Regions from separate parts of the Homo sapiens genome. Here regions 2 and 3 are each linked to region 1. A link is a contact called in ENCODE Hi-C or POLR2A ChIA-PET data. All regions are on one chromosome and are shown on one strand. The core of a region is the stretch at or near the end of the contact, and the rest is flanking DNA. Distances in the headings are between cores, read along the strand shown.

Region 1 (4,088 bases), core at 366-2,865:
CGCCTCGGCCTCCCAAAGTGCTGGGATTACAGGCGTGAGCCACCGCGCCCGGCCTCAGAAACTTTTTAAGACAAAGATACAAAGATTGAAGTCCAAAATAAATGTAAACTTGTAAATCTTCTTCCCTTCTCCTCCTCCTCCTCTTTCTTCTTCTTCTTCTCCTTCTTCCTCCTGTGTTCCTCCTCCTCTTCCTCCTCTCCTCCTTCTTTCTTCTTTCTCCTTTTCTTCTTTCTCTTCCTTCTTCTTTCTTCTCCTTCTCTCTTCTTCTTTCTCCTTCTTCTTTCTTCTTCCTCCTCCTCCTCCTTCTTCTTCCCCCTTCTTTCTTCTCCTTCTCTTCTTCTTCCTCTTCCTCCTTCTCCTCCTTCTTCCTCTTCCTCTTCTTCTTCCTTCTCCTCTTCTTCTTCCTTCTTCCTCTTCTTCCTTCCTCCTCCTCCTTCTTCTTCCTCTTCTTATTCTTCTTTCTTCTTCCTCTTCTCCTTCTCCTTCTTCCTTCTTTTTCTTCTGCTTCCTTCTTCCTCCTCCTCCTCCTGCTGCTGCTTCTGCTGCTTCTTCTTTTTCTTCTTCTTCCTCTTCTTCTTCCTTCTTCTTCTTCCTCCTTCTACTTCTTCCTTCTTCTTTTTCTTCTCTCCCTCCCTTCCCTCCTCTTTCTTTCTTTCTTTCATTCTTTATGTTTCTTTCTTTTTCCTTCCATCCTTCCTTCCCTCTTTCTTTTCTTTTCTTTTCTTTCTATCTTTTCTTTCAAAGTGTGCTCTTGCTATGTTGCCTGGGCTGGACTCAAACTCTAGGCTCAAGTGATTCTCCCACCTCAGCCTGCCAAGGTTGTACTCCAACAGTAGTCTTTCGTTTGTTCTTAGTGGGCCATCACGTACAGCTACTTTTACTTATACTTACTTTTTAGTATGATGAAAACTCAAAAAATATAATGGTTCATGTTTATAAATATTTTTTGTATTCAGTCCTGGCAGGGCCAAATAATTAGAGCTCTGTGCTGAGGGAGGGATTGAATATACTCAGTGCTTCTTAGTCAATGTGAATTTCTCTGGAGCACATTTAGGCAATGCTTATTTTCTCATAATGCTCCCCCAATCTTCCCCCTTTTTTTCATTTTACATATTGTTTTGAATTGGATTTCATAGAACATAGGTATTTTTTTCTTCCTTTTAAACTGTTCTATTTTCTCCTTTCTTATTCCTAGCCAAGAGCCCTGATCCAGGTGAAGTGTGTAAACCTTGCACGTGGAATTCCCAGCAAAGAAGCTGTAGGGATCGGGATAGGGCCTGGGAAGTGTCTGACTTACAGAAACCCACCATGTCTTGTTCTCTGCTGGAGACCTCTGCTTCTCCATCTTGTGAACATCCACAGGCCCCCTGCACCGTAATCTTGCCCTCTTACTGTTGACTCAGTCCTCATGGAAGTGTAAGTGCCCTTCCTTCTGTTCATGATGTTCCAGGGCAGGAGATGAGGGGGCTGAGTAGGGAAGAAGAGAAGGCCCAGCTCCTGTCTGCTCAGACCTGGGCTGACCTCTGCCCTGGGGCTCAGGCTGGGACTTGTATTTTACCATAAAGGCCCTATAACAAGTGGTGGTTGGATTTTGGTGTTAGTCAGCTGTGTTGTGGACTGACTGGGATTTTCTGCACTAGCTTTTAATCTAATTGTTACTTGGTTACATCGATTGTTTCAGCTCTTTCATAAGCAGCTTAAGGAACCACTTCCCCAAATAATCTTGGGTCTAAGTCTGAAACAGATGAAAGTGAAATCGCTGTGCCCATGGCTGCACATCCACTCACTTCTGCCTCTGCTCTCTGAAGCATCTTAGGGTGGGAGTCCTAGGAGCTCACTTTGAAAACTGCTCATTAACATGACTGTTTACTTTCAGAGCACACCCTAGTCTTAAAATTGAGCTTGCCTGTTTGTATATAATAAATTGCTTAAAACTTGCTGGGATTGGTGTGTATATATGGGCCATATATGAAGCCAGTGGTAGGAGAAAGCAGAATGGACAGATACTTACCTGATGTGATTTAATGGGGTGTTGAGAAATTCCATGATGAAAATCCACACCCCCATTCATTCCTGAAGTTCCATAGTCAGTAATGCATTTTATTTCACTGTTAAGCAACTGCCTTTTGTGAAGCTTTTTTTTTTAAATAAAAATATCCTCATGAAGGATATCCATTAAGTTGTTGTAACCTTGGAGTTGATCCTTTTGCTTCCTTACTTGATTAAACATCCGGGGTTAATGAATCCTCAAAAGGACAAATGGAAGGAAACAGCCACATCCGTACGTCATAATTTTGTCTAGGACTGGCCCTGACTCTGTATGCATTTGTAAAACACATGTGGCAATATCTCTTGTATTTAACTTGGAGACACCTTGCTTTCTCCTTTGGGTGCAGGTAGTTCTGAGGTATTTGAAGAGAGAGCATCTCAAAAGGAAATTTTACTCTTCTTAAATATTCTTTTAGTACCAAAATATATTTTATTACTGTATCATGGTGAAGATGTATGTGCCCATATATACTAATGGGGATTTTCCCATAAGCATGACTTATTTAAAAGAGATAAGAGAATCAGAAACTCAATTCAGAAACAATATATGTATTTCTACATATTGTCTACAACTTGTTCCTGTTGGATAACAAAATAATAAATTGTGGGCATTTCTTATTTTTTAAATCTTAACAACAAAATATTGCAAAACCACGGTTCATTCATTTACTCAGCAAACATTCATAGCGTACCTACCATGCGCTACTTGGTTTCAGCAGAAAAAATCAGTCATCAGGGAATATTTGAGGTTGTCCAGTAACTGAGGAAGGAAGGCAGAGAAGGGTGGAGTGCTAGATGGGGAAGAATGGAAGAAGGAGGATAGGAGAGAAAGGATGGATGGAAGTCAGTCCTTAACACATGTTTTGTTGTTTTTAATTACACTCATGTTACCTAGTTTGATGTTCTTTGTTAATATAATAATTAGCCATTTGGTGCTTTTATTTTTTCTGGTGTGCTATAATTTGAAATCAGTTTTAACTTGTTTTTGTATTTGTTTCTTTTTAGTATAAAAGAACTTGTGTGGATTAGCTTGCTAAATACATCCAAGATTTGAAGAACTGAAAACAAAATCAGTATTAAACCTGCTTTTTAAAAATGTAAGTGAAGTAACTTCTGGCCATGGTTCATTTCAGACCTCTCTAAAGCCTGCAATTACCTCTCAGTGTATGTGAATTTTTTTCCAGGAGTAAAGTTACTTGACTCTAGTGAGTCTACTCATTAAGTCTAGGAGTGTTTGTATCTGCTCGCCCTTTTAAAACCTGTAAATTCTAAGAGTAGTATGAATAACATAGGTGGCTGTAGGATTTAGACGTGGTGTGGCAGACAGTGAGCAAATCTTCATTTGGCACTGAGAAGGAAAACACAGACTTGGTAGAACATAAAATAAAAAGCACAGCCCTATTCTCAAGTCCTTCATCACTCTTCACCTCACAGACCATTTCACTGCCTTATCTACACCAGCGAGAATTGCTAGTTGACCCATTAATGACCCAGTAGGCTTAGAATATGAGGTGTTGGTTTCTCACAGGCATATTTACCCACTTTCTCCCTATTTCTCTTGCTCAGTAATAATAACTACTATTTATTGAGCTTCTACCAAGTGACAGGCATTTGATTAATTTGATTCCATGTTCATTCTACAAATAGTGTTTCTGAATGCTTGCCGTGTACCAGGCATGGCCCTGACACTACTTATTACCTTATCTTCAAGGCACCCTTGCAGGGTAACAGTTAACACTTCCGTGGTCTGGATGAGGATACGAGAGAGGTAAGGAGCGTGCTGACGGTCACCTAGCCAGTGAATGTGAACTGTCTGACTTTCTCTGATTTGCCATATCCTTAAACGTGTTTAGATGCTCTTCCTGGCATGGATGTAAATAAGAGATTGGAACCTCCTGGATTGTGTTCATAAGAGGAATGTGATCCTCATCCTTCTAAACTTTGTCTGGAGTCACAGAAAGCAAGGAAGTTAGAGAAACATCCTGTCACACAGCTTTGGTACCTGTGTGGGGAGCTAAGAGATCTGATGTCCAGTTCCT
Region 2 (3,827 bases), core at 848-3,347, 160 kb after region 1:
GCTATTTATCAGTAATTAGACTCTCCATTTCAGCTCCTTTTCTCACAGACAGAAATAGCATGATCAGTTTTAAATTGGCAGGGAGGAATTAAAGGCTTTTCAATAATGTTTTTAATTTTTAAAAAGACACATTTACTGTAGAAAATAGAGAAAAGTACCAGAATGATGAAAATTATCCCTAATTTCAACAACTAGAAGTAATCAACATTGTAAAGTATATTATTTCACTCTTTCATAACATTTACATGTTATGTTTTAAATAGATAAAATGTATATAATATGCATAAAATGTATATAAAAAGATATGTGTGTGTGTGTGTGTGTGTATGTACACACACACACACACACAAATTGGGATCATGATTCGCATACTGTTGTTGTGCCTAACAAGATACCTTGAACATTTTTTCATGTCGCTGAGTTTTCCTCTATAATACTTTTCAAAGGCCACATAGTGTTCTGTTGAATCCAGGTACCAATTTATTCAAGAAATCCCTTACTATTAAACATTCCAATTCTTTCTAGATTGTATTATTTGAGACAAGGTCTCACTGTCACCCAGGCTGGAGTGCAGTGGCGTGATCATGGCTCACTGCAGCCTCAACCTCCCTGGCTCAGGTGATCCTCCCACCTCAGCCTCCTGAGTAGCTGGGACTACAGGCATGTGCCACGAAGCTTGACTAATTTTTTAATTTTTTTTTTTTTTGTAGTGCAGGGGTATCCCTATGTTGCCTGGCTGGTCTTGAACTCCTGGGCCCCAGTGATCCACCCATCTCAGCCTCCTAAAATGCTGGGATTACAGGCGTGAGCCACCATGTTCAGCCAATTTTTATTATTATACATAATTCTGTGAGGAATAACTGCATAACTCTCTCACACTTCTGATTATTTCTTAAGGGTAAATATTCATAGACGAGAATGAACATTGTATTTTGATATCACTTGTTTCTGCCTGCCTAGAGTTTCTTCTCATTTTCACATGATAGAACTGACCTCCTACCTCACTCTCTCATTGCCTTTTAGTATCTGCCTCTCCCACAACTGGTAAAATGTTTCATCACATGGCTGGGACTGATCAGAGTGCCCTGTCTCCTACCACTCCAGGCACAGTGACTGGTCCAGGAGTGAGCATATGATCTAAGTAGGGCCAATAAGAGGGAAATTTTCTAGGTCTGATAATAACTCTTGGATGAAAACATCTCTTTCCTTCTGAAATTCTTAAATGGCACCAAAAATCATTTAAGGTTGGGACTGATGAGGGCCCTCTTGATGCCAACATGGAAGAAAGCAGAGCTAAATAATGAAGTGACAAAGGGGGATTCCTACTGACATCTTTTTTCTCTTTCTTTCTTTCTTTTTTTTTTGAGACAAGGTCTCACTGTCACCCAGGCTGGAGTGCAGTGACGCGTTCATGGTTCACTGCAGCCTCAAACTCTTGGGTTCAAGCCATTCTCCTGCTTCAGCCTCCCCAGTGGCTGTGATTACAGGTGTGCACGTCCATGCCTGGCTAATTTATTTTTATTTTTGTAGAGATAGGGTTTCACTATGTTGCCCCAGCTCGTCTGGAACTCCTGGCCTCAAGCGATCCTCCTGCTTCAGGCTTCCAAAGTGCTGGGATTAGAGGTGTCAGCCACTGCGCCCAGCCTGATGCCATCATTTCAGTTCCTGGTCTCAGCCATGACCGAAGCAAGGTGCTTCCCTAGACTTGTCCAATTATTTGACCTAATAAATTTCCCTGTTTATTTAAACTAATCTGAACTGGCTTTCTGTCTTTGGCAATCAAGGCTCTTGACTAATGTAACTATTGTTAAGGTTTTGATATGTATTTCCAAATTACCTCCCAGAACTACATTGCCAAATACACATGTGGAATGTGGAATTTTAAATTGAATTAATGTTAATATTGCTGCAATGTATCAGTGTAGAATTACAGTATGAGTCAATCTATCTTTTTTTCGTATTTCCATACCCTCATGAGTAAAGCAAAACATCTCAAACAAATCATCACACTCAAGTAAGTAAAGGTGGAGACTGTGATGAATAGAGATCAAGCTAGGTTTATATTATGCCCAGACATCAGGCTGAGTACAAGCCCTTGCTGTCAGGGAGGGGGAAATAAGGTCCATGTACCCTGTAGCCAGTTACACAGTGTGTCTCTAATACCTTTACTTTCTTCCCACATGCAGAAGTGAAAGTTAAGAGAAGTCTGAAGAAGGAGTCAGTTCCAAGAAAGGAGTTAAATTATTCAAGAGTAAGTTGTCAACTTCAAGTCAGTGAGCCAAGGCAGAGTAGTTCATAAAGAAACTGTGACTAGACTAGGTGGTACTCAGTTTCTGAGACAGATTTCTGAGCCAGGCCTGTGGGCAGCTGTACGAGGAGATGGGTTGGGGAGGGGTGATTTTAAAAGGATGCTAAATAACACTGGCAAAACCAAATCAACTCCACACACCAGTGAGATGAACTGGAAAACAGTGTTCATTACTCCAGTTTTTCTATCAACTCCTTATGTAGCTGTGGAGCTAAAAACTGGCTCCAGTCTCACTGAGGTAGACACTATCCTTTTTTTATTTTTTTTAATGGAGACAGAGTCTCGTTGTGTCGCCCAGGCTGGAATGCAGTGGTGCAATCTCTGCAACCTCCACCTCCCAGGCTGAAGCAATTCTCATGCCTCAGCCTCCTGAGTAGCTGGGACTACAGACACACACCACCATGCCTGGCTAATTTTTGTATTTTTTAGTAGAGATGGAGTTTCAGCATGTTGGCCAGGCTGGTCTCAAACTCCTGACCTCAAGTGATCCACTGGCCTCAGCCTCCCAAATTGTTGGCATTACAGGCATGAGCCACCACGCCCAGCAGCACTATTCTTTTAAATAAAATTTGTACGATGCTATTGATTTGGACTGGGCCTCTACAGATCAAACCAAAATGGAGTCACTCATGCTAAAGTTTCATGTCACCAAACAGAAACTAAGTCATCTACCTTTCAAGAAACTAAGGGGGAGAGAGAGAAAGAGGGAAAGACAGCATAGCCAAATCCCCTAACAGGCCAGTTTTAGCTGGCATGATAAAGGAGTACCCCCTGCTTTAATCCGATAAGGAAAGTAACTTTGAAATGACCGATTCACTTTTTGTTCCTTATTTCTGCTTTTTTTTAACCCCTTTTCTGCCTATAAAGCCCACCTCTTCTGCTTAGCTCATCAGATCACCTTTTCTAAATTTTTTATTTTATTGATTGATTGATTTTGGGTAGAGATGGGGGTCTCTCTCTGTTACACAGGCTGTTCTCAAACTTCTGGGATCAAGTGATCCTCCTGCCTTGGCCTCCCAAAGTGTTGGGATTACAGGCATGAGCCATGGTGCCCAGCCACCTTTTCTAAATTTTTATGGGAGATAGTACCCTGATCCATTCATCACAAATAAAAGCCAATTAGATCACTTAACTACATTTGTTGTAATTTTGTCTTTTGACAGTTCTCAAAAGGAAATGAAAACAACACTTTATTAGCAGCAGCGCATCTAAAATGGATATTTTTGAGATGCACCTGTGCACTCTTGGTCAGTTGAAACTTCTGAGTCAACAGTAGGTGGCCTAGTGCTGTTTCCCGAGAATGAGTGGTTTAACTCACCCTTTCATATACCTCTCAAAATGATTTCTTGTTCTTAAAATTACGAATAAACAAAACTGAAGTGAGAAGATGAGCTTCAGAAAAATGGGAACTGATCATTAAACTTTTTTTAGAACATTTCCTGTTCTTCAGCTAGTAGAAGTGGATTATTTTAAAAATCTGTTTCTACTTAGACTTTTTATTGATTAAAAAATAATACAT
Region 3 (3,989 bases), core at 630-3,129, 230 kb after region 1:
TCCTTTACAAATAATGTTGACATACTCACTCTGGTCTCCCCTCACCTTCGTTACCCATCATCTCCCTCCCCCCTGCCATTTACTCCCCCTTCTTGCAAATTGTGGCTTTTTTTCTCTTTTATATCAATCAAGACAAATATTTTTCTGTATGTGCTCGTGTGTGTGCCAGTAATAGAAACTGATTTAAAATTCTTTTAGGGATGCCCATACTATCTAAAAGTTGGCATTGATTTTTTTTTCCCATCGAGGTGCTAGATTATAAGTATTTGAAGTTATGTGGCATTTCTGCTGAGGTAATTTTTTAAAGTTAACTATGACTTGATTCAGCTGAACATTTTTTTGCAGACAAAATCTAGTGCACTACCAGATAGGCATATAGCAATAGAACAATTAAATTTTATAAATATTTTAAGAATAGACTGCTTCTTTCTGAATGTTTTTGAGAAAGACAGGGTGATAGTTTATCTAAACATTAAGATCGGTAAATAGAATTTTAAATAAAATTGCTGCTTTGGTAAATTTACCTCTTAATTGTTTGCATTTGGTTTATAAACACTTTCCCCTTCTCATTGCAAGTTTTAAAAAAAAATGAAGTTCAGAGGGATTTTTAGTAATTATTTGGACCAATAAACTCAGGTATTCTGCCATGAACATCATTACTACAGCCAAATAAGCTTTCAGGTACTCAACCATTGAACTATATTTTTGTGCATAGGAAAACTATTTCGAAAACAGTTTTGAAAATGAAAATGCTAATGTTGAGTTCAGCACCACTGTGCCATCATCACCAACCTTATGATTCACAGAAGGAGCAAAGACAAGGGTGTCTGTTTATGAAATGCATTCCTCTGGTCTAGTGATCAGGGCATACGCCACATGGAGAGGGCCACGCTAAATAAAAACAAAAGCTATTAACAGCAGATACAGTAAAGAGATTACAAATAAATTGGTGTGTGTTGCCTCATGAGAATCACTCTTTTGTGAGAGAAAGGGTTAGCTCTTCCCTGGAACACCTCTACCTCTAGTTCTACCCCAAATCACTACTAACTTCTAGTAAGGCTTCTACCAAGAGTTCTTTTTTTACTTTAAATATTTCTTTTTGCTACATTTCTCTCCCCTCTCCATTAGAAGTAATCTAATTTGTCAAAGAAGTAGGCTAAGATCAGAAGAGAGAGGGAATGTCTATTAGAGATTAAATTTACAAACTAACTGACAATGGCAGCAGCCCAAGGCAGGAGGGATGAGCAGGAAGATTGAGCAGGGAAGGGAAGAAAATTAATAATTTTTGAGCATTAATATGTGCTAGGAGATACTTTAAAAATATTTTTTACTGATTTATTGATTTATCAAACACATGACGTATCTCAGTCCTTTTACAAGTACTAACTTTTAGAATTATCTTAAGTCTTATATTATCATAATAAGCATGCACACAAGGTGGCTATTATTATATTTATTTAACAGGAAACTGACACACAGAAAGTTTAAAGTTTAATTTGCCTAAAGTGACACAGCTAGTGAATGGCTGCACCAAAATTCAGACCCAGGCAATCTGGCCTTTCATCCTGTGCTCTGCCACCATCAAAGCGTCATATCAACCTTATAAGGTTGGCATTTATGATCTCCATTTTAGAAATGTGGATCCTGACTCAGGTTAAATAACTCAGACAGGATCAGCCTTAAACTAACTTTCTTAAACTAGCCTTAAACTAGCTTTTCTTATACTTTCTGTCCTTACTGATCATTTACCCAGTCATCCACATCTGAAACTTAGAGATAATTAGAGACTTTAGTCTTTCCAGCTGACTAACTGAGGCTTCTTCACTTCTGCTACTATCTTAATTAGTCCCTCACTATTCTGTAATCTCAAATGTGCTGTAAAGGAAGCAGGTGGGTAATAAAATGTGGGTAATAAAAAGTGAATGAGTCTGGGCACGTGGGAATGGAGAGTTGGTGGACGGGTGGGATGTTGTATTGTAAGGGGCCGGCTGCAGCTCTGCTCCAGCTGTCATTGTGGAGCTGACAGAGCTCATTGTGGACAGATCAGACTTTTCAGGAGAAACCAGAAACCTGGATTTTCATGTGAAACCTTCTACTTTCTAAATTGTAGCACAAGCCTAACAAAATGATTCTGCAGGCTACCAGGTTGTAATCTCTGACTATTCATTATTAAGCCTCCTGAGCAGATTTACTTCCTCTAGTCTGATCTGTACTTCCAGCCTTTTGGCCATCCTCCCTGTACCAGCATAATCTATCCGAAGTGCAAATCAGATAGGATTTGAGGGCTGGTTAGGAGAATTAAATGCTTCTAAGAATGTAATATTCTTAGAAGAATTCTGGGTACTTGGGTAAAAACTCAATAAATATTCTTTAATGGCTGTTAGGTTTTCACTAAATTAAAAGCCTTGAGTGATTCCCATTTATGTTCAGGATAATTTTTAACATGACAAAAAAGTTCCTTATTTCTACCTTCATCTTCTGCCATTTAATCAAATATACTCAGTCTATCGGTATGCTTAAGTGTGTCAGTGTATTTCATGCCTTACAGCTCTTCCTCCTCTGAGTCCATCTGACTGGTGAACTCTTACTATAGCCCCATCCCCTCCAAGATTCAGTTCAGGCATCACCTTCTGTATTAAACCTTTGATTATCCTTCCTCTTGAAGCACTGATTTCTCCCTACTTTGTGTCTCCATAAGATCATGAACTCCCTAAGGGCCGGAACTGTGTTTTATCAGTCTTATTCTCAGCACTTCATACAGTCAACATGGTATATATCTGCAATAAATGTTGGTTGAAAATAAAACAATTAGTGAAAGTTAATGCTGGGATTTGAAACTTCACCTATGAATTTCTTGCATTTTAGACTGTGCCTCAGAGAGGAAAGAAGCTGTAGCTGCCCTTTCGTTAGGGACCCAGTTTATACAGTGTACAATCTGAGGACTTATTGTAGCCTAGGGCATTATGATTGCAACTAGTGAATTGAATTTAGGCGAATTTTTATACTACAAGGCAATATAGTAGCATTAAGGACACTCCTTCCTCTGAAATGCAGTATGTGAAAACTAAGGTGAAATCACCAGTTAAATAATTTGTTTTACAGCCAGGTAAAGCAGTTCTATTTTCTTCCTTTAGAAATTTGATGGTAAATGGTTGGAGATACCACATCTATTTATAAATGGCCTGAGTGCCAGATTTGTTATCTCCTTTCCCCAGGCTTGATAAAAAAGAATGTTGGACTTAACTATTGGTAGTGTCTCCATTAATGAATAGAGCAGTCTGGAGAAAACACACGTGAACAGGAAATTCAAGGGCACCTTGTGTTGTTTTTATCAGTCCAGGAATTCTAGACTTGCAAATTGTATCCTGTTCTTTTTCTGGCCAAAGAAAGGGCTTTAATAAAACAAAAAGAACAGTGTTAAATCCATTAAAGGAATACATTTGCAATACAATAAGTGCCAGTCATCTAGACCATTCTTTGTAATAATTTGATCACTTCTTAGTTTTGTATAATTTAAATTTTTAAAAGTCTGTCTGTGTCTGGTAAGAAGGAAACAAATTTTTCTTGTTTTTAAAGCTAATCTTGTTTTTAAAGCTAATCTTGTTTTTAAAGCTAATCTTTAAAGCTAAACTATACAAGATATTGTATAATCATGAGTAAGGGTGGGATTTTTGTTTTTTCTGCAAATGTGTTTCTTAAGTAAGATTTATTTCTGAAGGCTAATAGAATACCAAATGATTCTGTATTTCTTAACCCAAATGAAATTATTATATATGAAACACACATATAATTTAAAATCTATTACATTAGAGTTGAGTTACCATCACTTACAGACTGCCTACTGTGTGCTCATCACTTTGCCAGGTACTGCGATGCTTTCATTACAAAGATAAATAGATGGAGATTTTGCCCTTATTTGGTTTTTAAACAAGACATACATGTATGTGTAACTACAATGGAAAGAACATCATAATCATTACTAAATTATA

What was found. Hi-C counts contacts between places; a loop is a spot of excess contacts on that map. ChIA-PET counts read pairs that join two places held with the same protein, here RNA polymerase II (POLR2A). Pooled maps may share reads with other maps.
Region 2: a map with no recorded cell type shows a loop between it and region 1 (7-fold over the local background). The contact joins two enhancer-like sites. A Hi-C loop is called at or near these places in 4 of 37 single-sample maps with no recorded cell type and 4 of 50 pooled maps. POLR2A ChIA-PET finds 5 or more read pairs at or near these places in 3 of 52 experiments (A673, HEK293 and Panc1).
Region 3: a loop to region 1 is called in a pooled map, with 4 times the contacts of the local background. The contact joins two enhancer-like sites. A Hi-C loop is called at or near these places in 3 of 50 pooled maps. POLR2A ChIA-PET finds 5 or more read pairs at or near these places in 3 of 52 experiments (A673, PC-9 and activated CD4-positive, alpha-beta T cell).

Annotation. Positions count from the first base shown.
Region 1 is chr12:27,063,081-27,067,168 of GRCh38, forward strand. No RefSeq gene overlaps it. Among named protein-coding and RNA genes, the nearest start is that of C12orf71, 17 kb to the right of the region's middle. Within about 2 kb of position 1,616, at least 2 of the 41 ENCODE cell types and tissues checked have a DNase peak (open chromatin) inside an H3K27ac peak, as active enhancers do.
Region 2 is chr12:27,218,219-27,222,045 of GRCh38, forward strand. No RefSeq gene overlaps it. Among named protein-coding and RNA genes, the nearest start is that of STK38L, 24 kb to the right of the region's middle. RefSeq lists enhancers at 1,984-2,033, 2,174-2,343, 2,364-2,433. Within about 2 kb of position 2,098, at least 2 of the 41 ENCODE cell types and tissues checked have a DNase peak (open chromatin) inside an H3K27ac peak, as active enhancers do.
Region 3 is chr12:27,288,777-27,292,765 of GRCh38, forward strand. All of the region lies in intron 1 of STK38L (serine/threonine kinase 38 like), which reads left to right. It overlaps LOC124902905 (a long non-coding RNA gene), which reads right to left. Exons shown (of 3, transcript XR_007063254.1): 1 at 2,628-3,989; 2 at 793-891. Among named protein-coding and RNA genes, the nearest start is that of BMAL2, 42 kb to the right of the region's middle. Within about 2 kb of position 1,880, at least 2 of the 41 ENCODE cell types and tissues checked have a DNase peak (open chromatin) inside an H3K27ac peak, as active enhancers do.